Linked DNA regions of Mus musculus: region 2 is linked to region 1. Evidence: chromatin loops called from intact Hi-C (ENCODE). Cell type or tissue: left cerebral cortex. All regions are shown on one strand. Each heading gives the region's core, and the rest is flanking DNA. Links, peaks and the distances in the headings are about the cores only. Region 1 has its middle 34 kb from the start of Gm33971. Region 2 holds the start of Htr1f (5-hydroxytryptamine (serotonin) receptor 1F).

Region 1 (16,388 bases), core at 2,774-10,773:
GCTCCAGGGTACTGTTTAGTTCATAATGTTGTTCCACCTATAGGGTTGCAGATCCCTTTAGCTCCTTGGGCACTTCTCTAGCTTCTCCATTGGGGGCCCTGTTATCCATCCAATAGCTGACTGTGAGCATCCACTTATGTGTTTGCTAGGCCCCGGCGTAGTCTCACAAGAGACAGCTATATCAGGGTCCTTTCAGCAAAATCTTGCTAGTGTATGCAATGGTGTCAGCGTTTGGAGGCTGATTATGGGATGGATCCCTGGATATGGCAGTCTCTAGATGGTCCATCTTTTTGTCTCAGCTCCAAACTTTGTCTCTGTAACTCCTTCCATGGGTGTTTTGTTCCCAGTTCTAAGAAGGGGCAACGTGTCCACACTTTGGTCTTCGTTCTTCTTGAGTTTCATGTGTTTTGCAAAATGTAACTTATATCTTGGGTATTCTAAGTTTCTGGGCTAATATCCACTTATCAGTGAGTACATATCATTTGAGTTCTTTTGTGATTGGGTTAGAGGGCATCATATTCTGTTACAGATGGTTGTGAACCCCCATGTGGTTGCTGGGAACTGAACTCAGGTCCTTTGGAAGAGCAGTCAGTGCTCTTACCTGCTGAGCCATCTCTCCAGCCTTGATAAACTAGTTTTAAGCTCTAAAATCTTCAGATAGCTCTTTTCAGTATTCATGCCTCTGCTGATGCTTTAAAATGTATGGAATACAGTTACATTTTGAAAAGGGATCTTTCTTATTAATTCGAACATGTTTGCTCTTTAATGTTTTTGGCTGAGTAGATGGCTTTTCCGTATTGTGCTACACTTTCTGCTTCGTTGGATGCCCAATCATTTGTGTTGGTCTGTTTTACTTTGCTGGGTGTTGGCTACTTCTATAATCCTATAAACATTTTCTGAACTTGGTTCTGAGTTTTATGTTTCTTGAAAAAGAGTTTGGTTCTTATGTTTTTGAATTTAAGCTTTTAGAGGATTTCACAGCAGCTCAGTGCTTTGGCGAGTGTTGCGTTATCCCTATGGTTGAAATAAGACCTGGTTTGTAGTGCTCCTGGTTTTTATTGTGTTACAGGTTTTCTAGCAGGCCTTCTGGAGACAACACTATTTCTGTTTTTTTGTGAGTGTAGGTGGGGGCACTGCTGGCTCTGTAATAGAAACCCCAAAGAGATGATGTTGGAGCAAGTGGCAGAATTACAGTGAATATTTCAGTTAGTGTGGGCAGGACACGGTGCTCTTAGGACAGGACTGTTGAAGACAAAGACAAGTCTCTGGAAACAGAGTCGCAGAACTGGGCTTCATATAGTTAAATTTATTACATTTTTTCATCTAGAAAGCCATGAAGAGCTTTTCTACATTCAGTGGGGTCTAGTGGATGAAATCACACACACACACACACACACACACACACACACACACACACACACACACACAAACACACACACACCCACACACAGGATATGTCATCTATCTAGTCATCTATCTACCTTTCTATCTTTGCCCCCCCCCCTCTCTCATACATATATGTTTTCCAAGACAGCTTCTTTGTGTTTTTCAAGACAGCTTCTTTGTGTAACAGCCCCAGTTTTCCTGGAACTTACTATATAGACTAGACTGGCCTTGAGCTCACAGAGATCTGCTTGCCTCTGTCTCCCCCAACCAGTGCTGAGATTAAAAGTGTGTGCCACTATCACCTGGTTGAGGCTATATATTTCCGGTTAATTGTTTTTTTTTTTTTTTTTTTTTTTTTTGTGAAGGGACAAGGAGTGGTAGGAGCCCCTCTGGACTCTTAGTTAACAATTAATGCTGTGCCATGCTAAACTAAGGGATTTGCAAAGCACCTGTATAGAGGTATAGAGTTGCTGCTGAACTATAACTCCCTTCCCAGAGCCACTGCCACTCCTTTTTGATTCTGTTGGTTGTAGGGTGTGTGTGAGAGAGTGGGGGGGGGGGCAGGGAATGAAGGGAGGGGAAGGGGAAGAGGGAGGAGGGAAGGGGAAGAGAGAGGAAGGAGAGGGGATGTGGAGAAGGGAGGGGCAGGGGGAGGGGAGGGGAAGAAAAGACCGAGATGGAGATTGAGATGGAGAAGACTGAGACACAGAGAGATCAAGCAAGATCTTTCTGTTTGTTCTTTTAAAGGTTGAGCAACTTTTTCAGGGAGACATCACACAGGGCTTCAAAGCATCCTGTCCCTGGTGGAAATTTTCACACGTACTTGGTGAAAACTTTTCATTGTTAGTCTTACCCGCTCTCCCTTGTTTTTACTTCATAGCTCACTTCCATTTCAATCTTGTCTTGCTTTCTAGATTTTCACCATTTAAAAAAAATGTCTGTAATCTCTGCTTTTTAAGTAAAAATCATGCCCGTTATATATACTACCTGAGGGTGTTTCTCTTAAGGGAAAGCCCTAGGATATGCCTTGTTCACTGACCCAAACACCAAAGTGAACTGTCCATGGTGTTTACCCACAGTTCTGTATTACTTTTTGGGTAAAACTGTGGCCATTTCATGCCCAAATTCAAGCCTTCCATTGCTAATTAACCTGGGGGAGAGGAAGAGATGCAGCACTTGCTAGCCAGAATTCTCACAGAATAGAGAATATAAGCCATGGAAGGCATTTTTGTTTTTGTTTTTAAAATTAGATTATTTTCTTTATTTACATTTAAAATGTTATCCCCTTTCCTGGTTTCCTCTCTGAGCCACACCCCTATTCCATCCCCCTCCCCCTGCTCACCAACCTACTCACTCCTGCTTCCCTGCCCTGGCAGTTCCCTACACTGGGGCATGGAGCCTTCTCAGGAACAGGCTTTCTAGTTCTCCATTCACACTGCAACCAACCCAATCCGGGAAACCTTCCCCAGAAGCAGCGTGTTTAGTCACACACTCTGCTACACCATTTGCCCTTGCCTGTCCCGTTTCTTCCTAATGCTTTGTGCTATGAAAAGTGAGTATAAAGGTCCTTTGGTGAATAAAGACAGCTTGGTGGTTATCTTCAGAAAACCACCTTGTGTTTGAATCGCACCTACCTGCTTCTCGTCCTGTACCACGGTTTATACTTGACAGTGTGACTGGCATCCACGCCACAATTCCTCAGATGAGAGGATCTGGCCAGCAGTTGCTCAAAGATTAATAAAGCAAGCTTGTCATGTCAAGAAGAATAACTGACAACGTTTGTTGCCGATACCAAATTCTAGTCTTTTGCAATAGAGGGGCCAGGAGCCCTGCATGGGACTTGATTTTTAAGACTTTTCTAAAGTAAATTTTCTATAAGGCTATCTGGTCAGGGGCTGGAAGGTCAGGGCCTCTCCTGAGGGACTCTTCCTAAAGGGCATCAATGATCTTTTATGATTCTCTCTACTTCCTTTAACGTGGGATTTTAGTATTAAGAACTAGACTTTGAATGTTTGATTTAGCAATTTTATTATTTTACCAGCAAGGGGCAGCAAATAACAGTGCTTGCTTGCAGAATTAAAGTATTACTTTAATACTTAAATACTTCTTTCCCCGTTTCCCCTTCTCTATCCTCCTCCCTCTGTCCTTCCCCTCCCCCACTTTTTCTTCCTCCTTTTTTTTTCTTCTTCATTTCCTCAATGTGCCAATGTGCCTCTGATTTTCCTGCTGTTTTCTGTTTGGCTTTCCTGTTCCTTCTAGTGATGTTAAAGTGATGAGAAAGACAACAATGTTCAAGGGAGGAAAAGACTATATGGAAACACTTTTTAAAATGCCCCACTCTGTGGGGCATGAAAAGAGATTTGAGTTGACAAATGATGACTTAGAAATTCTAAGTTGAGTCTTAGTGGGTGCCACATAGCATCATTAAAATCAGCTAGAGTCTTGTAACAGTCAAGAATAGTTGACAAATGCACTTGGCCCCCAAACTGCATTTCTTTTAAAACATGGATTTCCCATTTGAGGGTTAGCTGTCTAACTGTTTTTTTTTTTTCCCCCCTGAGACAGGGTTTCTCTGTTTAGCCCTGGCTGTCCTGGAACTCACTTTGTAGACCAGGCTGGTCTCGAACTCAGAAATCTGCCTGCCTCTGCCTCCCAAGTGCTGGGATTAAAGGCATGTGCCACCACCGCCCAGCTTTCATTTTGTTTCATGTTGATGAGTATGTATAGACCGCCCACTGGAAGCGGGCACTACTACAATGCCAGACCAGTGTGAACCAAAATCAGTACAACACTGTTTGGTTTATAGTGGGAAGCGCACACAAAGAACAACACGGTGTGTTAAAGAAAAGGAGGCGTTACGGCCCTGAGACTGAGCAGAGAGTAAGTTCATAAGCAGAAGAGTAGGTGAGGTCCAGCTCTGGCAAGATGTCACTGGAAAGTTCTGAGTCTTTCCCTGTGTTTTATTTTTTGTTTGTTTGTTTTTTGGTTTTGTTTTTTGTTTTCTTTTTCTTTTTTCTTGGGGCAAGTGATACTGTGGGAAATGTAACTGTAAGGGTTGGATAATCGCTGAAGGAAGGCCTCCAAACTCAGAGTGTTTATTCTGTAGAAACAACCAGCACGCGGGGGTCAACTACTCTTTGAAATGGTGACCCCAGACAAAGGCATGCAGTCTGTCTTGTCTTGTCTTTTCCCTTTTCCCGTTCCCTTTCCCTTTTCCTTTCCCCTTTCCCCTTTCCTTTCCCCCTTCCCTTTCCCTTTCCCTTTCCCTTTCCCTTTCCCTTTCCCTTTCCCTTTCTTTCTTTCTTTCTTTCTTTCTTTCTTTCTTAAGATTTCTTTATTTATGTTATGTATACACTGTTGTTCTCTTCATGTATACCAGGAGAGGGCATCGCATCCCATCACAGATGGTTGTGAGCCACCATGTGGTTGTTGGGGATTGAACTCAGGACCTCTGGAAGAGCAGTCAGTACTCTTAACTACTAAGCCATCACTCCAGACCCATGCAGGCCTTCTTATAGGGAGCCGAGGGAACTCTCTAGAAGGATTAAGTAATCTAAAATGTCATTGGTGGGTGCTAGGGATCACAGGTGGCCAGTGCTCTGCATTCCTATGTCATGAACTTTAACCATAGGATGAGATAGGGCTCCTCACTGCAGATGGTCCATTCTGAGATAAGGTGTTTCCCCGTTTTTGTGGTTTTCTCCAGGCTGTTCTTTGGGAGGGGGTTTTATGATCTTGTTTTGGATTTTATGGTGTGTCCCTGGGGCTGGTGTCTTATGGTCTAGTTTCTGGAACGTATGGTCTGTTCCTGGAGTTGGTGCCTTTTTTCAAAATCAGGCCTGGTCCTTCAATGGAGATAGAAAGGATCCGTAAGTGGAGACAAATAGGGTTTACGTTGTCCTTATGTACTTTTCTTGTATCTGGGTGACATTTTTATTTCTGTCTGAAGGCATAAGCTATTATTATTTTTGTTTTAGAGAAATTTTGTTCTAGGTTTTCTGATTGCCACACATTTAAGATCTACTTTCCCTAAAAATTTTCCTTCTAGGTTTGGGAAAAGGCTCTTTATTTTATTTTATTTTATTTTATTTTTTTCATTATTTGACCTGCTTCAGTATAGGGGTACTCTTTGAAAGGTAGCTCACTTCATATGGTGCCCAGAGATTCTCTTCTCATTCAGACATCAGGCTCAAGGCGTAGTTGTAACCAGGTTGTGACCTGGTGTAGTGACTTTTCCTTGTGTCTTGAATGGCTCTTCCAGGGCAACCACTGTGTGTGCCCTTTACCCGCCTCAATCTGGCTCCTGCTCAGACCTCTGTGCCCTTTCATGCTGTTGTAGGCCAGAAGACTCACTGGGGCTGCGTCAGATTTTGTTTCCTTTAACACATCACACAGCTGTATTTCAGCCTTCACATTCTTCCTTAAATAAAAAATTCTGTATAATACAAGATTTTTAGGTGCTCAGGGTCTCAGAAAAAAAAGAGGCTCAGAAACTCCATTTTCACGCTCTGCAATCCCTTCAGGAGTTTTCCATCCACACTTCAATCTTGACTGCCCAATTGTTGAAGAATGTGAAGGAGACAAATATTCCTTTGCATTTCTTCTGTGTTATTCCTGCATCGCGATTTTTTTTTTAAACTTGAAAAGACAATGTTTGCATCAATGTTTGCATTTATTCTGGGGAAATTCTCTTGGCAGAAGGCTGGCCAGCAAATGAAAATGGAATGAGGTGGTGATGAAGAGGAGAATTAGATTGCATAGGTATCAAATGGTTATTTGAAAATTACAGCCAGGGCTGGAAAGGATGGCTCAGCAGTTTAGAGCACTGACTGCTCTCCCAGAGGTTCTGAGTTCAATTCCCAGCAAGCACATGTTGGCTCACAACCATCTGTCATGGAATCCAATGCCCTCTTCTGGTGTGTCTGAAGATAGCAAAAATGTACTTACATAAACAAATAAATAAATCTTTAAAAAGATCACAACCTAATCAAATTTTAACTTCTATCCCCACTACATCATTAACTTCCTTCTATTTCTAAACTACTAAAAGGAGGGAGGTCTTCATTTCTTTTTTTTTTTTTTTTTTTTTTAAAGATTTTATTTATTTACTTATTATATGTAAGTACACTGTAGCTGTCTTCAGACACTCCAGAAGAGGGCGTCAGATCTCTTTACGGATGGTTGTGAGCCACCATGTGGTTGCTGGGATTTGAACTTCCGACCTTCGGAAGAGCAGTCGGGTGCTCTTACCCACTGAGCCATCTCACCAGCCCGAGGTCTTCATTTCTTAATCACCGAACAGCCAGTGTTTCTGAGTCACAGGACATCAATGTAGCAGAAAAAGAGAATTTGCAGTTTTGTGAATATTTTTGCTTCAAGTTCATAAATACACATCTGGATTTTAACAGTATCTCCTGCCACAGGATAAGGGCTCCTGTCAGCAATTTGCCACACATTCAAAGGTGTCTCCATAGTATTACAATAGAAACATTCTTATTTACGAGTAAACAGACTGTATTCTTGTTATTCTTTTTCTGTGTTTAGACATGTTTAGACGTCAGCTTATCACTGTGTCACAGTTGCCTATATATAGTTCTCACACTGTGCATGTTTTGTAGTTTAAAAGCAGTAGGTTGTACCACATGGCCTGTGTATACAGTAGGATATACCACTGTATGTTGTATGTTGTGTATGTTGGTGCATTCTGATAGCTTTGTGACGAAATTGTTCCTATCTTACCTAGAATATTTCCTCTCTGTTAAACAAACAGTGAATGTCTTCATAAGGAGGAATGTTTTCCTGAATTTCACTGTGAGATTTAGATTCGTCTATAGAGGGCGGCAAACAGCAGCTTAATTCCCCACTCAGTGCCTAAACCTTAAAGTATTAATGTTCCCATTATCTTAAATCAACAAGAAAGATTTCCTTAACTTAATGAAGGCTTTTTTTGTTTGTTTGTTTCTTCTTGGTATGATTGCTTTTTGTTACAGATAAAAATAAGTGTGAGACCAACAGGGAAAATAAAGTTGCTAAACTTATGTTTGTAGCTTCTTTCCCCTGAAATTTCTAGAGCTTTCTTCCAGAGAAATAGAGCTTGCTGTCTCTGCTGAGTACGAGACAATCTGGTTCCCCTCATGGACTGTCACATTAGTTCAACACTCACAATTATATTCTTCTCCCCCCTCCCCGAGGAAACAATTACTCAGCTTTCCAAGTTCCTACTTCTGTTCTCTTCCTCCAATTGTGATCTTTAAACAATAGCTGCGGTTTCCATGGTTACTTTATCATCCACAAATAGAGCAACTGAGTCACAATTACCTAAAATCAAGCTGCCTGTGAAAAAGAGTAATTTCTGTCATAGGATGGTTCACTTTGTTTCCCTGGTTTTGATTTTGAGAGTCAGGTTCTGGTTGTGAGACCCAGGGTGGCCTTGAACTCACTATGCAGCCCAGGTTAGCCTTGACCCACCTCAGGCTCCCAGGGCTTGGATTAAGGCATGTGCCACCACACTTGGAGGCAGGATGATATTTCTTTATCACCTCATAAGAATGTAAAAAAAAAGTCATGATTTAGAATACTCACATTTGTGCACTCTTAGATTATGTCCTTCCTTTCAGAAAGAAACCTCTACCTGTAAGCAATCCAGTTCACTCTTGCTCACACATACTACTCAATCCATATCAGCTTTCTCTCTATATGAATGCTTTTCTTTACACAGATTTCTTTTAAAAATTAAATTATGCAACATATAAGCATGGGTGATAGATTTTTTCCATATTTGACTGTCTTATAACATTCATTCATGTGAAGGCATTTATCATTTTCTTTTTATTAATTTAATTTTTAGGCAGTGCACAGTTTCATCTATGCACTCAATGTATTCTGATTGCTTTTCCTTCTGTTTCTTTGTATTTCTCTTACACCCTTATTAACCTCTGCTTGTCCCTACTTGTCCCTTTCCCAGTCATGGCTGCTGATTTTGTTGTGTGGCCCATTTAATTAAATCATCTGCTATCTGCTAACCTCTTGAGTAGAACTATCTGTTGGAGCCCAGTGGGGTCACCAATGGGTACATCACTAAAGCAATGACTCCTCGTTTTCCTGAATCTATTCATATAACACAGTTGAGCAATGATGGAGAAACCCCTAAGTCTGTGCGGAGGCTCTGCCTGGCTGTTGATGGCCCATTTTTGTGTAGATCCAGTGTAGCAAGATGGTATTTTTTTTTTAAAGCAAATTTTCTTTAAGCAAAGGTTGTGCATTAGATAATTAATCTTGATTGTCAGCTTGACTACATCTGGACTCAACTAAAACCCAAAAGCCTATTGGTCAATGGGCGCCAGGGGAATAAAGGGAGTAGAAGAAAACCCGAGGTCCTCCAGAGTTCTGCTGCTCTGGGCGGGCAGACATGGAAGACTGCCCCGCACTTTCCACTTGGCCCTGGGTATGTGTGTGGGTGTCTGGCTGTGTAAAGCCACTGAACCCCAGCTAGGTGGGTGGTGGACAAGGGGCAATCCTAGGTACCAGGTCCTCAGTCTCGGGCATCCCAGACACCACTGGACACCTCGGAAGAGCTGAGAACAAATGGGGAGCCCGAGGGGCGGCTAAATCAAAGGGAGAAGAGCGCAGGGGGAGAGGGGTGTGCTGGATAGTTCCCACGTGGGTGAGAGTCCTTGGTCAGGTCTGTTACTGGAACACAGGAAGGCCTTCCAGTGGGAGGTTAGACACGGCTCATTAGGGGAAAGCCTATCCCATCGTTCAAGCATGATGTGCCTTGATGAGCAGAGACAGTCTATGGTTTTAGAGCTTTATTGTAGAAAGGCAGGGAGAAAGAGAGAAGGTAGATAGAGAGACTCCAGCCGTGGTCATGTGGAGAGAAGGGGGAAGGGAAAGAGAGAAGGAGGGCTAGAGAAGAGAGTAAAAATGATGAGAGCTTAAAGAGAGCAAGGAGCGGCCAAGCAGCTCCTTTTATAGTGGGCTGGCTATCCTGCTGTTTCCAGGTAACTGTGGGGAGGAGCATACCTGGCTATAGTCAGGTGGTAGCTGTGGGGGTGGAGTCTAGCCAGAATGCCAGGAGTTTGGGGCATTGTCTGTGTGACTTATAGTCACAGAATTATGGAGTTGGGGGCTCTGTGGTTTCAGGCACCTGTCTCTGGGAATGTGGCTCGGTGTTCTGTCCCTTGTAGAGTTTTCTACTGAGTGGCTGGAGCAAGCCTCATTCAACCAAAATAGGCTGCCTATCATGGCCCCACAAAAGCCTGTGCGGGTTTTTTTCTGGATTGGGTCATTTGCAGTGGGAAGACCTACTCTAAGTCCTGGCCACACATTTGGGGGGCAGCCTATGTAAAAGGACTCAGAAGAAGGAAGCAGTTGTTTTTTGCCTGCTTGACCCTACTCTTACTGGCAAGTTCATTTACTATGCTGCGGAGGAATTCATTCTATACTCTTAGAGCCTACTTCTTTGGTATTTCCACATACACTGAAGACCAGGTGAGACATCCAGCCTCATGGACTGAATAGCTATTGGACTCTTGGACTTTCTATCAGGAGACAACCATTATTGGACTACATGAACCACAGCATATAAGCTGTTCCAGTAAGTCTACTTTTAATGTACTTAGCTTCATGCTATTTCAGGTTTCTTTAGAGAACCCTGACTAACACAGTGCAATAATACAACATTCCCCAATACTGAAACAAATGATTGATAATTATAAAAACGTACAAAGAGAGAAAGGAGGAAACATAGCTGCAAAACAAAGTTCACAAAGTAGTACCATCAATGAGAATAAATGACATCAAATAAGCAGCAAATGATATCTTCACACTGGATTATACTTCCCTGCCCCAACCTACACTTTTCCTTTTTCTTCCCCTCCCCTCCCCTTTCTTCCCGTCCCCTCCCCTTTCTTCCCCTCCCCTTACTTCCCGTCCCCTCCCCTTTCTTCCCCTCCCCTCCCCTTTCCTCCCCTCCCCTCCCCTTTCCTCCCCTCCCCTTTCCTCCCCTTCCTTCCCTTCTTCCCTCCTTCCCTTACCCTTCCTTCCTTCCCTCCTTCCTTTTTCCTCCCTCCCTCCCTTCCTTCCTTCCTCTCCTTCCTCTCCTTCCTCTCCTTCCTTCCTTCCTTCCTTCCTTCCTTCCTTCCTTCCTTCCTTCCTTCCTTCCTTCCTTCTTTTTTCTTTTTGTAGAAGGTACTCATTCTTGTCATCTGGTTTAGAATCTTGTAAATTGTGGAGTAAAGTGTCCAGAGCGAAACAGAACAAGACATATAGAAGTACAAGAGCAACTGCACCTTTGAATTCCTCAGAAGCACAAAGCAGATGTATAAGTTTTGATGGAACTTTACAATGCCGCATTGCCGATCAATCTAATCTTATGAGAGCATCTCAGAAGTCAGGGGCAAGGTCTCCAGCTAAGCTAACACTCCACTACTGCAGGACTTCATTCAGCACCTGAAGGAAAGATCTGCCAGCTATAAATAAGATAGGAAGGAAGTTAATACAAATTTAGCTTTACCATATTGGGAAATACTACCTGTACTGGCTGGTTTTGTGTGTCAACTTCACACAAGCTGGAGTTATCACAGAGAAAGGAGTTTCCCTTGAGGAAATGCCTCTATGAGCTCCAGCTGTAAGACATTTTCTTAATTAGTGATCAAAGATGGGAGGGCCCATTGTGGGTGGTGCCATCCCTGGGCTGATATTTTTGGGTTCTATAAGAAAGCAAGTTGAGCTCTCTGCTCCTCCCTGTTCCAGAGACAGCTGCATCTTCTTGTGCAGTGCCAGCCTCATCCCGTAGACAAAATGGTGAAGGTCAGTGTGAACAGATTTGGCCGTATTGGGCGCCTAGTAATCAGGGCTGCCATCTGTTCTCCACTTGGCAAAGTGGAGATAGTTGCCATCAATGACCTTTCATTGACCTCAACTACATGGTCTACATGTTCCAGTATGACTCCACCCACGGCAAATTCAACGGCACAGTCAAGGCTGAGAATGGGAAGCTTGTCATCAACGGGAAGCCTATTACCATCTTCCAGGAGTGAGATCCTGCTAACATCAAATGGGGCTGAGGCCGGTGCTGAGTATGTCGTGGAGTCTACTGGTGTCTTCACCACCATGGAGAAGGCCGGGGCCCACTTGAAGGGTGGAGCCAAAAGGGTCATCATCTCCGCCCCTTCTGCCGATGCCCCCATGTTTGTATTGGGTGTGAACCACGAGAAATATGACAACTCACTCAAGATTGTCAGAAATGCATCCTGCACCACCAACTCCTTAGCCCCCCTGGCAAGGTCATCCATGACAACTTTGGCATTATGGAAGGGCTCATGACCACGGTCTGTGCCATCACTGCCACTCAGAAGACTGTGGATGGCCCCTCTGGAAAGCTGTGGTGTGATAGCTGTGGGGCTGCCTAGAACATCATTGCTGTATCCACTGGTGCTGCCAAGGCTGTGGGCAAAGTCATCCCAGAGCTGAACGGGAAGCTCACTGGCATGGCCTTCCGTGTTCCTATCCCCAGTGTATCAGTTGTGGATCTAAATGCCTCCTGGAGAAACCTGCCAAGTATGATGACATCAAGAAGATGGTGAAGCAGGCATCTGAGGGCCAACTGAAGGGCATCCTGGGCTACACTGAGGACCAGGTTGTCTCCTATGACTTTAAATGTAACTCCCAGTCTTCCACCTTTGATGCTGGGTCTGGCATTGTTCTCAATGACAACTGTGTAAAGCTCATTTCTTGGTACGAAAATGAATAAGGCTACAGCAACAGGGTGGTAGACCTCATAGCTTATATGGTCTCAAGGGAGTAAGAAACCCTGGACCACCCACCCCAGCAAGGACACTGAGAGCAAGAGAGAGGCCCTTGGTTGCTGAGGAGTTTCTATCCTAACTCGGCCCCCAACACTGAGCATCTCCCTCACAATTTTAATCCCAGACCCTCATAATAACAGAAGGGACCTAGGGAGCCCTCCCTACTCTCTTGAATACCATCAATAAAGTTTGATGCACCCACCAAAAAGAAAGAGAGAAAGAGAGAAAGAAAGAGAGAAAGAAAGAAAGAAAGAAAGAAAGAAAGAAAGAAAGAAAGAAAGAAAGGAAGAAAGAAAGCGGAGTGAGCCAGGGAAAGCAAGCATCCCTCCATGGCCTCTGCATCAGCTCCTGCTTCCTAACCTGTTTAGAGTTCCAGTCCTGACTTCCTTTGGTGATGAACAGCAATGTGGAAGTATAAGCTAAATAAACCCTTTCCTCCTAAACTTGCTTCTTGGTCATGGATGTTTTTGTACAGGAATACAAACCCTGACTAAGACACTACCTGATGATAGAAACTTCCCAGGAAAAGTAAATGATGCTATTTATAGAGCTACAGTCAAGCAAAGAAGCAGCAGCAGAGGAAAGAGGGAAGGAGGAAGAAAAGAATGTATGATGGAATAAAGGAAAGAATTAGAAGGAAAAAGGAAGAAATGAAAAAAGAAAGAAGAAAACAGCACGGAGAAAGAATTTTGCAAAGTATTATTCAATGTCTAGAAAGTGAGTCCTTGTGAATTATGTTATGAAATAATATAATAAACTAAAAAAAAAAGCCTAAAAACCAAGATGGTTAAAATGAATTAGAATTAACACGTTAAAAGGATATTTTGGAAATCAGAAAATGATTCGAAGACACAGTGCTGTGTAAATGGTAAGTAAATTGTGATGTCCAAACCAACAAGAGATAAAATATATTATAATAAAACGAGTAAGGCTGGGATGATCATCATGAATGCAGAAGGAAGAGCGAACTTTGGTGATTTTATTTCTGCTGATGGTGTGGGGTAAAACAAGCACTAACCAGATCTGAGTGCTGAAAAAGCCTATGATTCTGAGACAAAGCTTTGCTTTTGTCTTTATTTTCTTTTTGGTTTTGAGATAGGGTCTCACTATGTAGCTCACCGTGTTGTCCTGAAACTCACCATGTAGACCAGGGTGGCTTCCAACTTACAAGGTATCCTCCTGTCTCTGCTTCTCAAGTGCTGGAATAAAAGGCATGCACCACCTTGCATGGCCTGAGTAAAAATTTTAAAATCGTTTCCTCATGACTTCTTAGAACATGTGCAGCATACCAAGAAAGGATCCAGACACTCTAGGGGCTGAGGACTGAAGCCAGGATGTGCTGTTTGAGCACTCTACCAACTGAGCTATATCTCCAGCTGAGGACAATTAAAAAAAAAAAATCCACATTTAAGATCCACTACACTTAAATTACAAATAATTTTAAAAAAAGAAAGAAAAAAGAAAAATGAAAACATTTGTGAAGGTTAGATGGTATTTTTAGAGAAAAAAATTATCCAAATCCCATTTCTTTTTTGTTTGTATGTTTTTGTTTTTGTTTTATTTTGTTTTGTTTTGAGACCTGGCTTATCTGTGTAGCTTTGGCTTTCCTGGATCCTAACTCTCATTTCTTGCTTTGCTGGTGAGAAATACCTTTTTTTCCTTTCCCCAAATAGTTGGAAAAGCACAAGAAACATCCATCCTGTATATCCTATTCCTGAATAAAATTTCTTGGGAGTGGGTTCTATTGGAAAGGTTCTACTTTGATTAACATCTATCCTGGATACTTTCATGTCAACTTAACATAAGCTAAAATGTCATCAGAAAGGAGGGATCCTCTACTAAGGAAAAAATCCCATAGATCTGTCTCATGTAAGCTACGCTCTAGGGCTTTTTTCTTAATTAATGATTAATAAGGGATGCTACCTCATGGTTGGTGGGGCCCACCTGTTAAGAAAGCAAGTTTAGCAAGCCCTGGGAGGAAAAGCCAGTATGCAGCACACATTCATGGCCTCTGCATCAGTTCCTGCTCAGTTTGAGTGCCTGCCCTGACTTCCTTTGATGTTAAACAGTGATAGGGAAAACCTTTCTTCCTCAAGTTGCTTTAGTTATGCTTCTTGACAGCAACAGTAACCCTAAGACAACAGCTGGAAGTTTTTTTTTTTTTTGTTTGTTTGTTTTGTTTTGCTTTGCTTTGTTATTTTGTTTTTTTCCCCTATGAAATGTAAGGATACTTTGAACCTGTAAGCCAGCCCTAATTGAACATCGTCCTTTATAAGAGTTGCCTTGGTCATGGTGTCTCTTCACACCAATGGGAACCCTGACTAAGACATCTGTACAAGTATCCTGGTTTAGTTTTAGTCCCATTACCATCATGGCAGAAAGCACAACGGCATCCAGGAAGACATGGAGGAGCTATTCTAATATTTAAAGCCTTTTCAATTTTATATAGTAATAATGTTTAGTGTGTGCATGGGTATATACAATGTGTGTGTGTGTGTGTGTGTGTATGTGTGTGTGTGTGTGAGTGTGTGTGTGTAATAGGCGACGCAGGACACATGTGGAGCTTGTTGTCTTCTACATTTTGATTGGTTCAGAGATGAAAGTCATATCAGCAGGCCTGCATGTGCATTGATGCCAAAGGTTAGTTCCTTAGCATCTGTTCACCTTGATTTTCAAGATAGAATCTCTCACCAGAACCTGGGGGTTATAGGCTCGACTAGGCTATCTGCTGAGAAGTCCCCAGAGACCCCTCATTTCCACCTCCCCAGCAGGAGAATTAAAAAGGGTGTTACCATGCCCGACTGTTTGCATGAGTACTGAGATTTGAACTCAGGTCCTGAGGGTTCTGCAGCAAGCACTCTGCTGACTGTGTGATATCCCTCCCTCTCTTTAGATTTCACAGTAGAATGCTATAGGATGTTTTGAAATCATTGAATGAAACCCAGCACAAACATTTTTAAAGAATATTATTTATTTCACATTTTTTTTTCTTTTTGGTTTAGGCTAAGCAGCAACAAACTGAGCACGTATTTATTTATCACTGTTTTTAATGGCAGGAGCAAATCAAGCATAGTTTTGTATTTGGGATGGAATGCTGTTACACATTAATGTTAGAGCATTTTATATAATATTATCAATCAGCATTAAAATTATTATCATACTGTCACATTTTTATGTCTTTTAAAATATCAAAGTAGCCACTGCGTATTACTTTCATCAGTGGGAAGATTTTTGACAAAGAAAATGAACTTAAATCTTAACATAAGCTTAATGGCTCATTTAGACCTGTATTTCAGAAATTACTCAATAGAAAATACAGATAAGACAAGTGAATTATTCAACCTGAGCTTTTAGATGTTTTGTGTATGACATACTAATGAGGCTAGGGACATTCCTGCGTTTGCATGCATTTATGACTGTGAGTTTTTAAAAAATATAAGTATAATAAATAGAATAGATATGCTTTAAACCTTTAAACTTAAAAAGCAGATAAAAAGAGAAAAGAAAATAAAGCTTTATACAAAAAGCTACAGTTGAGTTCAGTTTCATATCTCTAAAGATAAGTAAAACTAAAAATACAGTAGATTATTAAATTGTAATCCTTTCCCCACTGTTTTAGGGGCACACAATTAAAACTTGAGTGTGATAGCTAATGGACAGCTAAGGCATTTGTGGAACAAGAAGAAAATGGCTTGTTAACCATTGTTAAACACTCTATTTTCCCCAAGATTGGACATGTGTTTCTGGAGGAGAAGGACAGTTTTTATGTTTGGGCAGCTGCTTATCACTTGGACCATAATCATGTAGTTCAAGGAAGAAACTGTGGACCTGATGTATTTTCTCTGTTATGATGGTTGAGCTAAATAAAACAGATGAAGCTGTTCTTTCTTCCTCAAGCTTTAAAACCAGAGATGTCAACTCTAGAATTTCCCATGATAGAACTGCTCCCTCTGGAACTGAAGAACTCATGGCATCTTCTCCTCTGCTGCAGAGATACCATTGCCCTACCATTTGAACATAAATGAAGGAAGAGAAGGGACCTGGGCACAGCCAGGAAGCAGGAGGTGGGCTAGTTTCATGTTAGTTGGACTGGATGCCAATAACTTAATTTTGAGATAACCAAGTGTATTTAGTTTTCCTTCTTACATCCATTTCAGAATAGGAATAAAAAAATTACCTTTAGGAACAGACAAT
Region 2 (16,388 bases), core at 3,930-11,929, 200 kb after region 1:
TTATTGAGAGTTTATGAAATTTTCTTCCCTTAAGGTTTTGGTATATAAAAGAACTGGCCATCTGGCTTGGAAATGTTAGGCACAGAAGATTGTGTGACAAAGCTTCTGTTTAATTTTATGAAAGAGTTTGAAAGAGCTGAAATGTCATAGAGACAGTCACCACTGCACAGAGAAAGAGAAAAATGTGAGAAGGTTTCCAGAAACTCACTCCCACCCTAGGGTGACTGTGACACATTTGGTGACATAGTTTGTTGATAGATCCCTGAGGAGACTTTCTTGGACACTCTTTGTGCAAAGCTCAGAGGCTCATCCCTCTGACACGAAGATCAAAAGGCTCAGTCCTCCCTACAGGAACTCCCTGGCCTAGCTGGAGCGAAGAGACAAGCAAGTAAAACAAATATGAGCAGCACAACACAAGCTCATAAGAGATTCACAGACAGAAGGCTCGTGAAGAGAGTGCTCGGGGAAGGAAAACAAGACAACTTAGTTCTGGCAAATGACTAAGTTTGGCATGATGGGCAATGGGACTGAATGAGGAATAGAGGGGGCCCTACAGGGCAGAGGAATTCTGCCCTTTGAGATACACTTGATGGGCAGGCAAGGTAGTACAGATACATACTGTAACCATGGATCAAATTTAATCCTAAAACTCAGTTGGTGGAAATATGGAAAAATGACACAAGGGGACTAGGCACAATTCAGGGAAGTGACTGGGAAAGGTGGCAAAAGCATCTTGGCCCTTTGAGTCAAACTCAGTAATGGGTACTTAGGAGAGTAGAGGAGATTCAGAGGGCATAGAGGTAGACTGGCTGACTCGAATTTAGGGAGAATTGAAGGAGGGAATCTGGGAGTCTCTTTGATGAGATACAAGTGGCTTAAATGCTTGAACAAGTAAGAGGAGTACAATTATGAACCTATAGGCTGAGTTTGGAGGTTATCAGTCTGTCCATATTTTGATTTGCAGTAGTTTTAACTTCATGAAGTTTGTGGTAGACAGAAGACAGGACATTTTACTCAAATGTAAGCCATGAACCATTGGTGGTACTCAGTGTAAATACTTCTCCCAGTACTGACACTGTTGGAATCCTGGGAACTCCCTCTCTTGTGAATTTTCTTGATTATTGTAATATACTTCCAGATTGGTGAAACATTTTTATCTTCTGCTAATTTTCCTTCTTAAGGTAAAAGAAAAAAAGATTCAGGTTCAATTTCAAGGCTTTTAGCTGATACTAAATATATGAATATATGAAGAAGTAATATGTCTTTCTTTCTTATGCTTTGTTCTCAGTAGTATCAGTTTTCCATGAATAATAATAATGAATAAATAATGTTTTATTTATATATCAAAAGATTACTAAGTTGAAGGAGAAATTAAGAAGAACCAATGAAGGACTCAGATATGAAAACTTATAAAGCAGTTTCTATCAGCACCTGAGATATCTTCATCAGAAATATAAGATTATTATGTGGGAATCACCATCTCTGACCTCAAGCTGTACTACAGAGCAACAGTGATAAAAACCACATGGTATTGATACAGAGACAGGCAGGTAGATCAATGGAATAGTATTGAAGACCCAGGAATGAACCCATACACCTATGGTCACTTGATCTTTTACAAAGGGGCTAAAACTATCCAGTAGAAAAAAGAAAGCATCTTCAAGAAATGATGCTGGTCTAACTGGCCATCTGAATGTAGAAGAATTAAAATAGATCCAAATTTACCACCTTGTACAAAGCTCAAGTCCAAGTGGATCAAGGACCTCAACATAAAACCAGATACACTGTCTCTAATAGAAAAGAAAGTGGGAAGAGACACATTGCTACAGGGGAATTTCCTGAACAGAACACAATGGCTCAGGCTCTAAGATCAACAATTGATAAATGGGACTTCATTAAACTGAAAAGCTTCTGTAAGGCAAAGAACACTGTTAATAGGACAAATCAGCAACCTAGAGATAGGGAAAAAAACCTTTTCTAGCCCTACATCCTATAGAGAGCTAATATACAAAATATATAAAGAACTCAAGAAGTTAACCTCCCCTGAAAAATCAAATAACACAATTAAAAAATGGAGCACAGAGCTAAACAGAGAGTTCTCAGCAGAGGAACCTCAAATGATGAAGAGACAATTAAAGAAATGTTCACCATCTCTAGTGATCAGAGAAATGCAAATCAACCCACCTCACACCAGTCAGAATGGCTAAGATGAAAAACTCAGGTGACAGCAGATGCTGGCAAGGATGTGGAGAAAGAGGAACACTCCTACATGGCTGGTGGGATTGCAAGCTCGTAAAACAACTTTGGAAAACAATTTTGTGGTCCCTCAGAAAATTGAAATAGTTCTACCTGAAGACCCAGACATATGACTCCTGGGCATATACCCAAAAGGTGTTCTACCATACCACAAGGACATGTGTTCCACTATGTTCACAGCAGCCTTGTAATAGCCAGAAGCTGGAAACAACATAAATGTCTCTCAGACGAAGAATGGATACAGAAAATGTGGTTTTATTTACACAATGGAAAGTTATTCAGTATTAAGAACAAGGACATTATAAATTTTGCAGGCAAATGGATGAAAGTAGAAAATAGCCTGAGTGTGGTAACCCAGACCTAAAAAGACATGTATGGCATGTATTCACTGATAAGTGGATATTAGCCAAATGTTACAGAATATTGAAGATACAACCCACAGACCATAAGAAGCTTAACAAACAGGAGTGCTTCAATCCCACTTAGAAGGGTGTATAAAATAATTATCGGAGGTAGAGGAAGGGAGAGAGGGACCTGGGTTTGAGAGTGGAAGGGGAAAAGAAAGAGGGGCAGGATCAGGTAGGTATAGGGGTTGGAAAGAAGCCCAGAGGACCAAGAGAATGAATGGAAGTACTCAACTTCTAGGGGTGGGTGGTGGGGAGAGGACCCTCTAGAAAGTCCCAGAGACCTGAGAGGTGAGAGCCTCTCAGGACTCAATGGGGGTGACCTTTGCCAAAACATCCAACAGTGGGAAGAGGGAATTCTGAGGAGTCCACCTCTAGCAGTTAGCTAGGGCCCCAAGTGGAGGAATGAGTTACCAACCCACAGTCAAAACTTCTGACCCAGAATTGTTCCAGTCTAAAAGAACTGTAGGGACAAAAATGGAGAAAAGTCTGAAGGAAAGGTTGTCCAATGACTGGCCCAACTTGGGATCCATCTCATGAGGAGGCATCAAGGCCTGATACTATTACTGAGGACTATTAGCAGAGGACTGCCTGGTCTGGCCTCAGTGGGAGAAGATGTGCCTAGGCCTTGAGAGACTGAGGCCCCAGGGAAGGAGGATGGAGGGGAAGCACCATCTCAGAAGCAAGGGGGAGGGGGAATGGGATGAGGAACTGTTGGGGGCAAGTAATGGCTGGAATGTAAATAAATAAAATTAATTATAATAAAAATAGGAATATACAATTAAAAATAGCCATAGAGAGAGGGGTGGTGGTAGCACACATTTTTAATCCCAGTATATGAGGGGCAGCAGCAGGAGAATCTCTGAGTTTGAGGCCAACCTAGTTAGTCTACAGAGCAAGATCCAGGACAACCAGGAATGTTACACAGAGAAACCCTGTCCTGAACAACAACAACAACAATGACAATGACAACAACAACAACATCATCAACAACAGGCATGGTGATGCCTGTCTGTAAGCTCATCATTTGCAAGGCTGAGTCAGGAGGATTGCTATGAGTTGAAGTTCAACCAGGGTTCATGTTCACGTTCACAATAATTGGCATTCGCCATTTTATTTGGAGTGCAGGAAGTCATCGTAACTGGTAGTTTGTTAATGAGGCTGTCTCAGAGAGAGCTCCTTCTCACTCCATAGAACGGGTTTAGAGCGTCTTTTCATCATTTGAAATTTCCTGCAAATATCTTTATCCTCTGGAAAGAGAAACAATAGTTGTTTGTGTCTTCTGATTCTCTTGAAAGTTTGCTTTTTTGATTCTTAAGGATCATTGACCAAAAGAGACAAAGAACCAAGTGGAGAAGAGAGTTACAGAGCACGGCCACTGAGGCGTGGAAAAGCAGTGGAGGAGGTTGGTCAGGATGGTGCCATTTCTGCTTGAAAGGAAGAGATTGGATCTCAGAGCCTGTGACAGAAGCCCCGATGGTTAGCTTTCTTAAACTTCATTAAGAAGTCCAAGGAGACAAGGTTTCATCGGGGTGGTGAGAGTCTAAGCCAGACAGTGGGGGGGGGGGGGGAAGAAATTAATAACAAGATAGTGGCACAGTGTGAATTAGTTCCTTGTGTTCAAAGCTGGCTGACAAAGAGAAGGCTGGCTAGGATTGTAGCTGAAGGGTTTAGCATCAAGTGAAGCTTCTCTGCTTGTCTGAGCCGTTTAAGCATGGGAAAGATCCCAGTAATACACGTACACGATGGGATCACTAGTAAAGAAGAGACTAAAGTTTAGAGGGGCTTGAAGCCTCCGCCAAGATTATTGTGGGACTTGGAGGAGAGAGAGAGAGAGAGAGAGAGAGAGAGAGAGAGAGAGAGAGAGAGAGAGAGAGAGAGAGAGAGAGAGAGAAAAGAGCCTTAGAGGAAAGAAAACAGCTTAGCACATGAACTGACAGGGGCAGGAAATGGTGAGGGAGATGCCTGCCTGAGGCTGCTCAGTCCCCTCAGTCAGAACAGTTGAATCCTGCGAGGGTGAAGGAGACACGGGAAAAGGAGCTACTTTATAAACCAACTAAATCTCTAATGAGCCCACAAGCTGCTGGCCAGTTGCTAAGTGGCACTGGAGAGCGCCAAGCAAGGGTAAGAAAAACCTTGATGAGAGACTTATGGAGGAAGGATGTAGGGAGTGGAGACTTTACGGAGTCCTCATCACAGTAATTTTACAAATGACCTAGGCAGCCGAACATAGAGTGTGCTGGGCAAAGCACAGGTCCATGTCTGAAGGTTGCTAGACAGTGCCTTTCTCAATGTTCCTAGCTAGACATGGTAGCTCTTTTTTCTTACAAATGTCTGGAATATCACCCCTACAGCCTGCTAAAGGAATCTGCTTTGCTGTTGTCCTTTTCATTATTATTTTCTTTAAAGTCGGTTGTTCCTTCTGTTGTAGTTTAATTTAGGCAATAACCACTCCCATTTTAAAACCAAACCTCTACGGCTCCCCCTCTCCCCCCAGCTACCTTTAATCTACCTTTTGAAAACTCCTCAAAGACTTGCGCTATATATAGTATTCATTTTTTCACCACCACATCTTTTCTTTCCTCTTATTATTTTAAATGACATGTTTCAGAATTATGCATAAAATTTTATTTAGGGTTTTGAATAGGTAACTCTGTGCCTATAATTCAAAGGCATTAAGTGTTGCTCAGGGGCAGAACGGTTGCCTAGCAAGTGCAAGTTCCTGTGTTCACATACCAAAACTGAAAAGAATGCAAAACTGAACAAAATAAAAGTCTCTGAGTATCCTGGAGGGTTAGGTGCATCCTTTCCCACTGAGGTCAGACAAGAAAGTCTATGTGCCAGGGAGGGGGTAGGGATGTGTGGGTCGGTGCTCTGTCCAGCCAATATATGCTGTTTGATTGGTGGCTTAGTCTCTGCGAGCTCCCAGGAGTCCTGATTAGTTGACACTGTTGGTCTATCCTAAGGGGTTGCCATTTCTTTCAGGGCCTTAGTACTTCTTCCAAGTCTTCTATAAGGGTCCCCGACCTTCATTTAATGTTGTATCTACATCTGTTTCAGTCAGCTGCTGTGTAGAGCCTCTCAGAGGACAATTAAGATAGGCTACCCCTGGAGTGGCCCTACAGAGGTAAAGGGGATGGGGGATGGGAGATGGGGTGGAGGGACTTTGTGAGGGGGCAGACCTGGAGGGAGGGCAGCATTTGGGATGTAAATGAGTAAATAAATGAACAAGAGAATAGAAGATGGAATAAGACTAGAAATTCAGTGTGACAGAAACCACTCAAACACTTGGGAACTGGAAAACACCCATGGGCTACTGAAATTGAGGGAGGGAATTTTTTTTAAATTATAGAATAAATGAACCTCACTAGAATATCTGTGATACAGAAAAAAAATACCCAAAACAAAGCAAACAAAACAAAAGCCAGCCCTGTTTCCCTGATCCTCAGTTTCCATTATGTTCCCCCACCAACACCCCCCCCCCCCACCCCGGTCTTTCCTACAAGGAGCCAAACCATTGCTGGCTGCTGATTTGTTGGCAAGGTGTCAGGTATAACCTTATTTTTCTGTGTTAGTCATAATGCACAAAGTCTGATTGTTTTTCTTCATGTTGAATATATTTGGAAAATCTTTTTATCCTTTTTTAGTCCATAGAAAGTTGCCTTAATAATTTTAATGCTGGATAGTTTTTCACTGAATAGATATTAATAATTTATTAAGCTTTTTTTAAAATTGAGAAGCATTTATGTTTTTGCAATTGTTTGCTCAACTCTGAAAAAAATATTAATTTACGTAAATATAACTTCATGACAAAGAAAAATCCCTGAAATCAGAACCAGTAGGCTTACAACTTTTGTTCAATGTTATGAATCAATATTTAATCATTCATCATCATTATAATTTTGACTGAAATGACTCACATGAACATTGCTGGAAGTGCTATAACTGGAAGGGGGAGGGAGAGAGGTGGAGATATTATAAACATGGTACTCATATATGAGATTTTCAAAAAAGTAAACAAAGTGAAGGGTACCAGAGTGTGAGAATTTTTTTCAAATCTAGGCTACCTGTGTACCCTAGCTTGATCTCAAGCTCTCAATGGGTTAGGCTTGATCTCAAAACCACCCTGTCTCAGCTGAGATACAATTTGAATCCTGAATGTCCCCCAAGACACATCTATTCCTTGAGGGCTACTGGGAGATAGCACAATCTTGAGAATGTGGGCAGAGAAGAAATTAGGTCAGTGGTGATATGCCCTTCCTTGAATGGGATATTGGCTCCCAATCTCTTTTCATGTCTGCTTCCACATTACCACAAGGGCTCCTGCTGTGTTTTATAAAAAGATAAGAAAGGAATGAATATGCTTGGTGGAGGCACAGTATGGTGTGGGGGACGGGGTGTCTTTGCAGCCTGTACTAAGGCATCCCTTCCCCCATGAGGTATCAGCCACTCGATGGTATAGTATAGAATACAATTTATTCAGGGCATGGGCAGAGGAGTTTGAGAGAAAGGCAGAGGTGGGGAGGGGAATGGGGAGAGAGAGGGAGCAGGAGCAAGAAGAGAGAGCAAGAGCAAGAGAGTGAGGAGGGGGCAAGCATCCCCTTTTATAGTGAGTCAGACACACCTGACTGTTGCCAGGCAACTGTGGGGCAGAGCCTAGACTAAATGCCAACAGCTCCCACCCTCCGTGATGGATGCACTGTGTTATCATAGACCCAAAGCAACAGGGTTCAGCTAACAGGGACTGAAACCTCTGAAAATTGGTTTATCCTCAGTTATTTTTTTTAATTTAATTTTATTTTAATTAGGTATTTTCTTCATTTACATTTCCAATGCTATCCCAAAAGTCCCCCATACTCCCCCCCCCACTCCCCTACCCACCCACTCCCACTTCTTGGCCTTGGTGTTCCCCTGTACTGTATCCTCAGTTATTTTGATACAGTCATGGAAAGTTGACTAACCTGAGGGTCATTTAAATTCTCCAATAATTCTTTGTCCTCACATCACTCAACCCTTCTGCAGCCCTGGACATAGCTAGTAAGAACTTTCTTCCTTCTTAATGTATTTTTTATCTTTTGATGTCTCTGATTGCTACTCCCTAGTTTTCTTACCTTGGTCCTACAGTCTTCAATGTTCTGGACTGTTCTAGACTGTTTGATGATCTGAGTATGTTTTCTTGTTTTCCCACTTGTTTTCCATGCCATTTATGTATGCGTGATTCACATTTTTATCTCAAACTATAACTTTTCCTCTGAACTCTGTCCCAACTACCCCGTGAAGCTTGTGTCAAGATGTCCATGAAGCCCGTGGAACTGCTTTGTCCCTGCCAGTCTCTCATGTTGCTCAGCAGCTACTGTATTCTCCAGAGGCTGAACGCACACACCTTGGCAGGAACTCTGATTCCTCTCCTTCTGTCACCAACTGTACCAGTCTGTCAATTCTTGCTTCTTTTATCTCTGAATACATCTAAACTCCACTGCTTCTCACACTTTCAGGGGTTACCCCTGGCTAAAGACTATGTTAAGCAACGTTGACAACCTCCTTGTGGATTCTAACTCCCCGCGGATGAGCTGTGTGTCACACTAAGGGTATCCTGGTAAAACACTTCCTGCCGAAAAACAAAACAAAACAAAACAACAAAACAACAACAACAACAACAAAAACCCTTTCTTGCTTCCCACATACACAGAAACAAAGGGAAATCCCATACTGTGGGTTAAAAGGCCACAAATCATAGCTGAGAGAAGATAAGACCCTGAAGGAACTGGGAGGTTGTCAGATCCAAACAGTCTCAACTCTCAAATACTCAGGCGTACGCATTGATGTCATATTGGCCATCTTATGTGCCTCCCTTGGCTCTGAAACATTTCTTGTTATAATTTCCAGTGGCTGTATCATTTCTGTTTTAGCACAGGGGCCAAGGTTCTATGTGGGTCTGTGTTGGATGACAACAGATATCTCCATAGCGATCACATGACCTGGTAGCAATCATTGTGTCACTTTTTTTTTCTGCTCAAAAAGCATCGCTCCCTCTTATGAAATTGACAGTGAAGAAGAGAATCCTGCCATCGATTTAAAAATATTATGTTCAGTGACTCGAAGGATGGATGGCTCAGCAGTTAAAAGCACTAGTTGCTCTTCCAGAGGACTTAAGGTTCAATTCCTAACACCTAGGTGGCAGCTCACCACCATCTGTCAATCTAGTCCCAGGGAATCTGACCCTCTCTTCTGCCTTCTGTGAGTACCACAAGCCCATCGAGAACAGAGATCCATGCACATAAAATAGATGTAAAAAAAAATGTGTCTGCTATGTTTTATGTTGTTTGTTTTGTAATAATATCCTAGAGAGTGTCCTTCAGACATCCTTGAAATTGTTTCAGTGACAGCTAACCATTTCAGAAGAGACCACTTTCGCTAGAAGAGAACTTTCAACATCTGTACTTTCCATGAAGATGTTTTAATGTTGGGAAGCCTCTGGAAAAAACCACACGTGCCAAATTTCTTGTGAAAACAAGGCATTTCCTTACAGAGAGATGAGCTGTTGTGATCACTTCTGTGGTAGCATTTATAAGAACAACCTATCTAAGAACTCCTAAAAAACAAGTTGAGTGTTTTTATTTATCTTAAAGAATAAAAAGAGCCTATTCAGCGCTCTGCGTGGAGTCCCCCTGAGGAAGCAAGGGGCAAACCCTGCATTGTTCCTTACATCTTCACCCTAATAAACAAAGCCCTTGGTGGTCTGTCAGAGTGGAACAGCTTCTGTGGTGCATATAGCCATTAGCTCTGCAGTAAGCCTAAGTGGATGAAGCTTGAACATATGACACATTAACTAAGGAGTAAGTGGGAAATTTTACTAAAATTTCTTTGATAAAAATGGGAAACTAAGTTATATGGTACTTCTGGAAACTCATGACTAATACCAGGCAGGTATGGACAGCCTTTGTCCAGAAACATCTTAGTTCTTTGAAGAACACCCTACACAAAGATGAAAAGACCACCTTTGAGCGAGCTCAGCAAGCAACAGTTTTCCTTATGGAACTGACCCTGAGCAGGTAGGTTTGAGTAAGATGGGCAAAGGCAAGGACTACTTCATCTTATGAGAAAGCTGGGAGTAGCGATATTAGCACTTGCCCTTAAATTTACAGACTGGGGAGAAGGGGGTCATTGAAAGCCATAGAGAAGGGCTGCTTCTTCAGTCTCCCTCAGCTGTGTGGGATTGTCGTTCCCTCAATGGAAGACAGCCAAGTTCCTTCCGTCTGTCTCCCCATAAACAGACATTTAGGGCAAATCAAATGTGAATATCACCATATTGCTGATCATCAACTCTAGGCTCACAGATGTATATGTAAACGGGATAGAAATATAATTCATTTGAAAACATTTGGGGGTGGGTGGGTCTGGGCACTAGCACCTTTAAAATGCAGGTGAATGACAATGACTTAGGTTCTCCAGAAAAACTTGAGGGCTGGGCAGGCTACCTGTTTATTCCTTCTTCAATTACCACCCTTCATCTCATCATCATCCTGTATTAATCACTGACATCCTCAGGAACCACTTAGCTATAGGAGAAAACAAGTCTTTACCTCAGTGTTTTCTTCAGATGCATGCCAGGACATTTCAGTCATGTTCCTACCCAGTGGCCAAACCAAATTCTACACCGAAGGCAGCCCAACTGCCAACCTCTGGGCATATGCTTGCTTCTCTCCTTTCTTTCATTCCTCACTCTTGGCATGCAGCTAAGGGTCTTTCAGCCCCTTTTGGATACAAGCACCAGGAACAAGAGGATGGCCCCTCATTCTGCCATCCCTTCCTTTTCTTTGCCTATTGGTCCCTGTAAACAAGAAGAGACCAACAAATCTTTCCTAGGCAAGTTCCTGTAGCAGCTAGGGACTTTGTGGAGCTAGGTGAGGGTCTGCTTGGAGCTTTACCTCATCTGTCCCGACCCACGGGAAGTAAAGTTGGAAAACTACCAACGCTTTTTTGTCTACACCTCCCCAAACTCCTACACAGATCTTATCATTTTCTGTTTGATCCATCTCCAGATATGACCAAGTGATGGATTCGATGACACTCCTGACCTCTAGTTGGGTTTCTGCACATCCTAGCTTCTACCCTTGGCAAGCTCACTGGATACCTGCATCCTCACTAGGATGTTGGCGTCACGGTCTGGAACCCACACCTCTCCCCAGAGTCTGGGACCAGGTCCCTTCATGCACTGAAGACCACCTGCTCCACCCAGGATCCTGCCTTTCCCTCAAAGTTAGCCCTCGGGAAGCGAGCTTCAGTTTTTGCGGTTCCATCAAAGTAGCAGGGGGGAAGGAATTGTCATCCCCAACCCCTACACCTCCGCCTCCGGGCCGGACCATCCCGTGCCTCCCGCCGCCCGCCGCGCGCTTTCCGGTGCCCAGGGCAGCCTCGCGTACTCACCAGAGCGAAGCTAAGGGGCTCTGGTCCCTAGCCCGCCGCGGTCGTTCTCTGGCGACAACAGCGCGTCCCGGCTGCTCTTGGGTGGCGAGCTGAATGCGCGCTGCAGCTTGGGGCGCAGCTCTAGGGCGGGTTCCAGACGCCAGTCCACTCGAGGGCCGACGCCCCGGGGATCACCTCAGCACCTCGCTCTTCTAGCTTCTTCCACTTTTCCTCCTCCTCCCAGTGTCTTCTTTCGTCCCCTCCCTCCCCTTGGACTGATGCTTGGAGAAGGGAGGGGGAGGGAAAAAGTCCCGTCCTTTTAACTCCACTGATACCTTGGAGATTATCTGTTCGGGAAATCTGGAAATGATGCGAAGCACCTTTCTGCAAATAGCTTAAAGAAAACGATCTTGTTTCCCTTAACTTTTCATCCTTGGACGGACTCCTTCCTTCATTTGCGTCTTAAAACCTCTAAGGATGGGTGGAAATAAAGCGAGGGTCAGATGACGGGTACAAAGGCATTTTAGGCAACAATTTTGGAGAGTGCCTTAGTAGGTGGCCCCGAGATCTGTTTACTCACAATTTCACAAAGTAGGCATTTCTTGAAAAAAAAAATGGAGTTGAGGGCAAAGGAAGCGGGGGTAGGGTGGGGTGGGGGGTGGTAAGGTACTGAATCAAGGTTGATTTAGTTTCTTTTTGGTGGTTCATGCCAGAGACATCTTGGAATAAAACTCCCTCCATTGCTTTCCCAGGATGTGACCTTGAAAGGGTATTTGACCTTTGCTGTTTTGCTATTATTTATCTCCCCTCCTCCTCCTTCTTCCTTCTTTCTTTCCAGATTTGTATTTCATAGCTCTTTACAGGGGTTTCATCACCCTGCCAGGAACTGCCAAAATCTATCTTGACCTTGGAATGTGGCTGTTTCCTGGAAGGTAGACATTTTGCAAAATTTAAGCAGGTCTCCACTGGGAGCCAATAAGGGACAGACTTTCTTGGGCAGAGCTATACCCACTGTCCAATGGTGGACCCAACCACGATAGAGTTGTACCCAAGGACTGACTGTAGATTTATCTTTCTGGGAAAACCCTATCACAGAGATATACTTTCTGCTCTTCTCTCCCATGCCCGCGCTTCCTATGATCCAAAGTGAATTTTTAGAAATCTGCCTTATAAACCAAGCCTGTGTTTTCCAGCTCATGTTCCTTCTGTTGGTGATGCCAACTTTGTTCCCTGGCATCATATATTTAAATGAGATGCTGTCTATAGGCATAAGGCCTGGCACTCTGTACTTGGTAAATGTTAGCTGAATCGTGGCGATTTCAGATCAGTGTTAGCATTTACCTCCCATTTTCATTCCTTTCCATATTTCCTAACACTCACTTCCCTGTTTCAAATTGCATAGCTCTAGCCCCATCCCTTATAAATATATGTCAATATAAATATATGGCTACTTATTTAGGAAATACAGCGGAAGTTGAGATTTATGACACTCGGTGTAGAGTGAAGTCATTTTCCTTGCTATTGTATTGACCATCTCGGTTTTACCTCCAGCATATTGTACAACAAATCTTCTTAGTGACAGCCATAAAGTGCAAGGTTATACCACCTCAACAAGCAGATTGAGAATGTCTTGACCTGCTACTGTTTCTGCAGTGACATTGCCCTCAAGAGATACAAAGATATTCTGAAAATGTACAGGTCCAATAGGTTTTCATCTTCAGTTTAAGAAGGTAATAGGAACCAGCTTGAAATGTGGAAAACTGCAGACCTCAAGTTTGTGCATATTTTCAGATGACAGATGTGGACTCCTGCAATTGGAATCAGCAATTCGAGAACAAGCCTACTGGAACAGACTGCATTAAGTGAATCTATAGGAAAGACCACACCCGTAATGCAAAAGACATCTAAGTTTTCAGATGCCTCGCTGCTGGCCGCTGCTGCTACTGCAAGAAATGAATTTGCTTGGGTTCTGTGATGAAAACGCACCTTGCACACTGCAGTAGGACCTTGCGCCCTAGAGGGATCCCATTGTTATTCAGTGCACAGATACTTAAGCTAGCAGTGAGGACAGCATCCTAGCCCTCAGCAAGTTTTCTCTGGGTGAATGGAAGATGATGTAGAAGGAGTACCTTAGATTGCTTCAAAAGATACTGAATAACACTGGAGAGGCCTGGGTCTCCATGAGAATCTCATCAGAATCAGGTCTGAAGTTCAAGAGTGGTTCAAGGACTACAAACAAGTTCTTTTTATAAGTTCTCTTCTTTCCTTTTTTTAATAGATGCTTTTATTAGTGTATATTAATTCTATAAAATATGCATTTTATTATATGTTTCATACATGCCTTTAAAATGCTCTGATTGTGTGCATGTCCACCATTACCTTCTACCTTGTCTGTCCTGCCCTCTCACGAAGCCCCTTTCTTTTCCAAGTCATGTCCTTTCTACATTCCATCTGTCTAATTTACAGAGCAAATACGTGATGTTGGTCTTTCTGAGTCTTCTTTGTTTCATGTAACATGATGACCTTCCTGCCACCACCTCTGGAAGCAAGTTTTTTTTGAAGGTTGATGTAAGAAGTCAAAGACTAACAAGGTATCTCAGTGGCAGAATGCAAGGACCTAGATTCTGTATCTACCTCTAGAAGAAAACAAGAACCAAAGTCCCACAAGTACAACTTGCAGGGTATGCAGATTCATGTCCACAAGCCTAGCACTCGGGAGTTGATGGTAAATGGTAGATAAGTTTGAAGCAAACCTAAGCGACCCAGTAAGACTGTTGTATCAAACTCCTACAGAAATTTTCACTAGTCATTTATTTTTAATCTTGAACATGCGTAGCAAGGGTCATATATCTTTTTGAGCAACACGCTACTTTTTGATCTTTGCCAGAGGGAGAGTTTTAACCAAGGTCAAATGCACTATTTCGGTAATATTGATCTCAATTTAAAGCTAAGTTTAAGCTCTGTCATTCCTTTCAATTAAGCTGACTGCAACCGTGAGATAATTGTAAAACCCTGCACAATTAGCACAGACAGGGCAGGTATGAGTGATGGAACCTTTTCAGAAATGGGTAATATCTTCCTGAGTTGTATGTGCCTAAGTGCAGAAAAATTCACCTGACTTCTGCCTCTCCTAAGTTAAAATAAATGGACTAATTCCGCAATATCACAAGATCGATTTCTGGAAGTTTATTGTAAATGCCATTTTCTGTTTTGGGAAAAGCAGAGTGAAATGAAAACTCATCATGAACATAAAAGCAATCGATAAAAATATCTTCCCCAACTTTATGACAAAAACAGTTTGTATGATGGTTTTATGCCATTAAATCCATTGGGTGGTTACTTTCTTCTTCTCCTTCTCCTTCTCCTTCTCCTTCTCCTTCTCCTTCTCCTTCTCCTTCTCCTTCTCCTTCTCCTTCTCCTTCTCCTTCTCCTTCCTTCTCCTTCTCCTTCTCCTCCTTCTCCTTTTCTCCTTCTCCTTCTCCTTCTCCTTCTCCTTCTCCTTCTCCTTCTCCTTCTCCTTCTCCTTCTCCTTCTCCTTCTTCTTCTCCTCCTTCTTCTTCTTTTTGTAGAAGAAAGCTGTCTCAATTATGGTTTTACTGCTGTGAAGAGACACCATGATCAACAGGACTCTTTTTATTTGTTTGTTTGTTTAGTTTTAGTTTTTTGTTTGTGTTTTGTTTTGTTTTGTTTTGTTTTGAGATAGGGTTTCTCTGTGTAGCCCTGGTTGTCCTGGAACTCACTTTGTAGAACAGGCTGGCCTCGAACTCAGAAATTTGCCTGCCTCTGCCTCTCGAGTGCTGGGATTAAAGGTGTGCGCCACCACGCCCTGTTATCAACAGAACTCTTACAAAGGAAAACATTTAATTGGAGCTGGCTTACAGTTTCAGAGGTTCAGTCCATTATCATCATGGCGGGAAGAATAGCAGAGTGCAGGCACACATTATGCTGGTGGAGCCAAGAGTTCTACATCTTGATCTGAAGGCAACCAGGAGGACTCTGTCCTCCTCAGGCAGCCAGAAGGAGGCTTTCTTCCATATTGTGGGGAGCCAAAGCATAAGAGGAGGAGACCTCAAAGCCTCACCCCCATGGTTACGTACTTCCTCCAATGAGGCCACACTTCCCAATAGTGCCATTCCCCATGGGCCAAGCATTCATACACATGAATATGTGAGTCACACCTATTCAAACCATGGCAAAGTAAAAGACAAACCTGTGAGACTTCGGAACACAGCTAAATAAACAATTCTATAATATAGGGAAGACTAGATTGGACATAATCCTTACAGTAAGATGTTCTCAGATATTAAAAAAAAATCCAAGGCTGCTCCTCAGAGTATTATGTGTAAACAACTTACCCAAAACTTCAGATTCACGAGCTGGCTTGGCTCTCAGTATAAATCCCTACAATGCCCATGGCAGATAAAATCATGCCTTCTACTAGACATAAACAATGTGATGCAATGGAAAGACGATGGGGATGATGCTCTCATATCCCACAGTGGTCAGTAAAGCCATGGGAGCTCACTTCTGATTCTAAGCAGACCAGTAGAGAACAAAGCCAACAGAGGCATCAGCTCAGTTTCCTACCTGTTGTCACAGATCTATCTCAACTTTCTTCTACAACCATTTTTTATTATTTACATGTTATTAGTTCTTTGAGAATTTCATACAATGTATTTTGATCATAGTTATTTCACTCTTTCCTAGTGTACACTGGTCATCCCTACCCACCCAACCTTTGTGTCATTCTTGCTCATTAAGACTAGTTTGTGGTGCTCAAATATTCTTGGATGTGTAATTTTCCACTGGAGCACAGTTGATTTGCCAGCAGCTACATTCTTAGAACAGTTGCTGTTTCTCCTAGTAGCTAACGATTACAAATAGGTAGGATTCCATGCTCAAATCCCATCTTCATGTTGGGATTTGGTCTGGCTTGGGCTTGCACCGATTTTGTTCATATTGTCAAAACCACTGTGAGTCCACATGTGAAGCTGTGTTGCTTTGTCCAGAAGATCTCCTTTCCTTATAGGCATCTACCACCCCTTGCTTTTAAACCTTTACTGCTTTCTCTTCTGCAATGATCTCTGAGTGATGGACAGAAGAATTGTGGAGCATATGTTTCCTTTAGTATTGAGCATTCTGCAGTTTCTTATTTTCTTATTATTATTTCTTATTTTCTGCACACTGTCTAGGAATGAATCTCTGTTTTAATTATCATTGACTGCAAACAGAAGCATTTCAGGTGAGGGTTGAGCAATACATTGATTTATAGGTATAACAATAAGTCCTGAGGAATTGGCTTAATACCATATATATTTAGCA

The links. Peaks named below come from ENCODE experiments on the same cell type or tissue, not always from the same donor. Only the 100,000 strongest peaks of a DNase experiment are listed, where the experiment ranks them.
Region 2: it touches region 1 in a loop (2.1-fold over the local background); 2 of 42 quality-filtered maps call a loop at or near these places.

Annotation. Positions count from the first base shown.
Region 1 is chr16:64,900,086-64,916,473 of GRCm38, forward strand. It overlaps the pseudogene Gm9061. Among named protein-coding and RNA genes, the nearest start is that of Gm33971, 34 kb to the left of the region's middle. In left cerebral cortex, for the core only: CTCF peaks have their summits at 3,438 (motif pointing right) and 7,216; a DNase peak (open chromatin) is centred at 7,210.
Region 2 is chr16:65,094,538-65,110,925 of GRCm38, forward strand. It overlaps Htr1f (5-hydroxytryptamine (serotonin) receptor 1F), which reads right to left and starts at 11,247. Exons shown (of 3, transcript NM_008310.3): 1 at 11,088-11,247. In left cerebral cortex, for the core only: no CTCF peak of the experiment used is centred there; DNase peaks (open chromatin) are centred at 7,126, 9,819, 10,391, 10,818 and 1 more place; H3K4me3 peaks cover 2,536 bases; H3K27ac peaks cover 1,763 bases.